2 separate regions of the Mus musculus genome follow, and region 2 is linked to region 1. The links are chromatin loops, found by intact Hi-C in ENCODE. Cell type or tissue: left cerebral cortex. All regions are shown on one strand.

The links. A loop is a pair of places that touch in the nucleus more often than their neighbours do. Peaks named below come from ENCODE experiments on the same cell type or tissue, not always from the same donor. Only the 100,000 strongest peaks of a DNase experiment are listed, where the experiment ranks them.
Region 2: it touches region 1 in a loop (3-fold over the local background); 22 of 42 quality-filtered maps call a loop at or near these places.

What each region holds. Positions count from the first base shown.
Region 1 is chr12:74,292,412-74,294,911 of GRCm38, forward strand. The region is part of intron 2 of 1700086L19Rik (RIKEN cDNA 1700086L19 gene); the gene reads left to right. Among named protein-coding and RNA genes, the nearest start is that of Dbpht2, 3.8 kb to the right of the region's middle. In left cerebral cortex, a CTCF peak has its summit at 1,453 (motif pointing left); DNase peaks (open chromatin) are centred at 1,451 and 2,356; H3K27ac peaks cover 1,196 bases.
Region 2 is chr12:74,012,521-74,015,020 of GRCm38, forward strand. The region is part of intron 1 of Syt16 (synaptotagmin XVI); the gene reads left to right. Among named protein-coding and RNA genes, the nearest start is that of Syt16, 16 kb to the left of the region's middle. In left cerebral cortex, CTCF peaks have their summits at 1,445 (motif pointing left) and 2,407 (motif pointing left); DNase peaks (open chromatin) are centred at 1,427 and 2,401.

The DNA.
Region 1 (2,500 bases):
TAGCTGGCATAGATCTCAGTTGGATTTGGTGCAAAAGTTCCCCTCTAGACCCACTGGAAAGGTGAGTGAAGGGCCCAGTAGTTAAGAAGCCCTACAGGAGATTCTGGTGTGTGTTAACATTTGAGAACCACTGTTAGATCAGTTAGTCAGACAATTAATTAAAGAGGAATAGAGGACGTCCATGGCTCAGCATGTGCTTGCTGTATAAGCAGGGGAACCTGGGTTTGGAGCCCAAGCACCCCTGTAAAAGCCAGGCTGTGGTAAGGACCTATAGTCTGAATGCTAATAAGTTGAGGGCAAGAGGCTCCCTAGGGTCACTGGCTAACTAGTCTACTCAATTGTGAATCTAGGTTCAGTGAGAACCCCTATCTCAAATGAGTAGGGTGGAGACCAATCATGGAAGAAAACCCATGACCTCTGGACTCTGCTTGCATGTGCACATACCTGTGTACACCTGTATGTAGACGTACACAGACAGGAACCCATACACACCCATATACTATACACACACACACACACACACACACACACACTACATGTTCACATGCACATGTACATGTGTGCATGTACACAATAGGAGTCATTATTACAAGGGATAAGCAAAAGCTTTGTTATCTAGTTATCTGATGAATAGCTTTCAATGTAACCCTAGCAGTCTCTGTATCTTAAAAAAGAACAAACAAACAAAAAACAAAAACAACAAAAGAAAAAGAAAAGGAGAGCAAACTGGGTTTGGGGGGCGGATGCATTTGTTTTATTTATTTGATCGGTTTTATTTTTTCCCCCTAACCCTTTCAAGTAAGTGAGAAATCGACATAAACTGTCGTTCATCAAATCCAGGAACTCTGCGCACGGAGCTTCAGTCGCGTGTCCTTATCGTGTCACCTTCTCCTTTTGGTCAGATGCACACGTGCTTTGAACCCTGGATCCCTTAATAAAACACACGCCCACTAGCTTAGGGGCTCTCTTGGGTTTTTAACCCACAGTGACAGCAGTGAGGTTTTGGGATGCTTGAGGTGAGGTATGTGGCTTTCCTTACTGGCTCGGGAAGAGCATCCAGCTGCAGGAGGGAGGGCTGTGTGAAGCTAGGCCGGCGTGGCTCCAAGATGAAGGAAACACGACACAAAGCATGTTATTGAAGAGCACATTTTCAATATTTAAGCCTGTAAAAGCTCTAGAGTTTAGAGGAAAAGCATCAAGTGTCAGTGTAAATTTATTAAGCCTACATGTCTTTATATGCTAATTATTTTGTGACTCATTGGGTTCTATCAGAACTATTGGGTTAGGGTGAAGTAAACAAAGTTCAAATGTAAGCTTGCTTTCCCTCTGGACTGCAGAGGTCGAGTGAATACCAAAGGGGACTAGGTTTTCTAGTTCTCTCTGTTTTGAATTGGAATCTGTTGTGTTGGGAGTTTGATCTTGCTTCCATTCTGTGGCCACAGTGCCATCTAGAGTACATTCTGGGAACTCCTTTGGAAATCCGCGACCTCTAAATTGTTTTTCCTTAAAGTCAGAATCCTCAGCTGCAGTCGTATTTTCAAGGAGGAAACAAAGGTTTTCTACTTTCACATATTACACTGTGTCTTAGTCAGGGTTTCTATTCCTGCCCAAACATCATGACCAAGAAGCAAGTTGGGGAGGAAAGGGTTTATTCAGCTTACATTTCCACATTGCTGTTCTTCACTGAAAGAAGTCAGGACTGGAACTCAAGCAGGTCACGGAGCAGGAACTGATGCAGAGGCCATGGAGGGATGCTCCTTACTGGCTTGCTTGCTCAGCCTGCTCTCTTATAGAACCAAGATTACCAGCCCAGAGATGGTCCCACCCACAAGGGGCCTTTCCCCCTTGATCACTAATTGAGAAAATGCCTAACAGTTCGATCTCATGGAGGCATTTCCTCAATGAAGCTCCTTTTTCTGTGATAACTCTAGCTGTGTCAAGTTGACACAAAACTAGCCAGTACACACTACAATCAATTTTATATATATATAATTTCCTCATTATTAACCTCAATTATGCTAAATGTCAGGACCATTATATCAATTAGTTAAAATTTGTTTATTTTTGTAATTGTATTTTAATTACATTTCCCCCTTCGTTTTCTTTCCTCTAAACTCTCCCTCCCACTCTTCTTCAAATTCATGGTCTCTCTCTTTATCAGTTGTTTTTGCATGACGTATATGTATTTGCATATTTCTCTATATAGCTCTCTTAGTCCACATGATGTCACTTGTGTTTCTATTTTCATGGCCAGCACATTTGGCGCTGGACAATTGGGGTGCTCTCCCCTAGGGAGGATGGTGACTCCTACTCCTATCGTTCCTAAGTTGCCTGTAGCTCTTTGTGTAGGCTTAATGCCTCTTGGGCTTCTTTCTGTCCAGTTTGATCTGTCTGTCTTTGCTCAGCCCACATCTGGGCAGTCATGTCGGTGAGACTTTGTGTGTAGCTTCCGATGTTACTAGGAGACACAATCTCTGACTCTCTTTCTACCCCCTGTTCT
Region 2 (2,500 bases), 280 kb before region 1:
CACTCCTCAGTGTCTTCTGGCCTCTGTGGAATGAGCTTTGGATTCATTTTCCTATAGAGTAATTCTGCTACTCTTTTTCCTTTTCTTCAATAGCCAGTTTTTTTTTGTTTGTTTTTTAATTACAGACAAGAGAACCCATTCAACTACTAAAACAAAACCAAACAAAAACCAAAGTGTGATTTATTTAGCTGTTGACTCTAGGGCAGCTTGCCAAGGCAATGGGAGGACCAGGGGGCACCCCTGACTGCCCACCAAGTCACAGGGGACACCTGCGTTCACGTATGTTTGTCTTAGTTTCTTCCACAATGCTTTTCTTGATGCCCCTCTTCATTTCCATTTGTGAGTCACAGCCCCTGCTATATAACCAGCACTGGCTCCAAACTGATGGTCCGCCTGCCTGTGCTGCTCACTGCTGGGGTTCACTTGTGTGCCACTCTGCTGGCATGATTTTCTAGATTGCTTTGGATATGTAAAAGACCTTTTAATTAAGTTAATTTATTTATTTTTATCACTATATGTATAGGAGTGTTTTGCCTGCATGTATGTATGCATGCCATGTGCATTCCTTGTAGCTGTACAGGTGGGAATACACAGCCTCCCCTGGAACCGAAATTATGCATGGCTGTGGGTGCTTGGAGCCAAACTCAGATCTTCTGTAAGAGCGACAAGTTCTTAACCACTGCGCAATCTCTCCAGCCCATAAAAACCCTTTTAAGATTATGTGTGTGTGTGTGTGTGTGTGTGTGTGTGTGTGTGTGTGTGTGTGAGAGAGAGAGAGAGAGAGAGAGAGAGAGAGAGAGAGAGTGTCAGAGGACAAATTGATTTCTTCCTTCTGCCACGTGGGCCCTAGGGTTCAAACCCAGGCTTGGAGGTAGCCATCTTTACCCACAGCCCTCTTTTGCATTAGTAGTGCTCAGTATACTTTTTATTTTCTCTCATGAATTCTTAGTCCTTTTCTAGCTGGTGTCAGGTTTCCCAATCTGCCTGCCTCCCCTGTAGAAAGTAAACTGGTATGTACGTCCTGGCAAAGGAGGACTAAGAAAACATGAAGACCTATTGAGCTTCTGCTCTCTCTTGTCTGAGGCAGTTGAGTACCTGTTGCGTGAAGGATTTGACTTTGAGCTTGTCTCTTTCTGTTTAAAGACCTTATCAAGACCAGGGACAGAGTTGTTCCTAATGGAATTCCATTGATCCTTCTCCAAAAAGGCAGCGCCGTATGTCAGAGGCATGTTTGCCTCACTAAGGCTCTTGAAGAGCTTGTCTCCGTGAAACACAATAACGAGAGGAGAATGAGCTGCTCAGAAAGAAAGCCCTTTACTTCTGAAGGAATAGGCTTTCCAGCCGTGCTTATCTTAACTGCTGAATTCCCTAACCACACTAAGGATCCAGACTGGACAGTGTGGATCTGCTCTGGTGTGCAGCGTCACCCTGCCACCGTGTGGCCATGTTCAGAACTGCACATTCCCCCGATGTTGGCTTCCTTCCTCTCTGATATCCAGCAAAATTAGTCACCCTGAATGGCTCTTTGAACTAATAAAATGTGAAAAACTTATCTAAAAAAGCCTTATAATAATTTTTAAAAGAAAACATATTTAGTAAGTTGCATCAGTTGTGTAAAAACACCTTGGTGTGTTAGATAATGTGTGTATAATTCAAGACTGGGCCGAAGTTATGTTACAAAGCTGGTTAAAGAGGATGGTCTGAGGTTGTACATTTTCTGTGCATTGAAGGAACATATATAGCAGGCCTTAATGATATGTGTGTGTGTGTGTGTGTGTGTGTGTATGACAATTATGTTTTAGGTCAATCCTGTTTTTTTTTTTCTTCTACGTTAATTTTGTGGTTAGCTGTTTCTAACCAAGAACGAGAAATACTGTTTCTGTCATTATTAGGGTACCTTTCCACTCATCAGGATAACATGAGTCCGAGGCTGGTGCCAGAGTACTCCCCACAGAGGCTTCACTATGCCACATTGCTCTGCAGCAGCTGAGGGCCAGATCCAGGCATCGAAGCTGTCAGATGACCCCTCCTAGCCATTCACACCACCGGCCACTGCTGGACGGTGCCTAGTGACCATCATCTGCGGGCTTTCTGGAGTAGCTCCTCCAATCCCTACCCCCCCAGGTAGAGATGGGAGTGGGACTTGGGTTCCATACTTCTTCCAACTCCTTCCCCTCTCAGAATTGAAGGATATCTGCGTCCTTTTACTCTCTAGAAAACTGCTCTGCCTACATGGGAACTGTATGAAACTTTGTTAGGAGCCCACAATAAACTACTTGGTATATGTTTCGACGATTGCCAAGGGATCTAGAACCCCATGTGTCTAATTGTCTGAGGTGCCAATAGAAGCTTGCAGCAGGAAGAAGACAGACTCCAACTGAGTGTGGGGCAGCAGTGGAGCCCCCTCTGCTGGTGAAACTGTCCCTTTACTTAGGTCAGCCCTAACCGTTGGAAAAACACTTCTTCAAGAGGTGCAACCTTAGTCTGAGGCTTACACGTG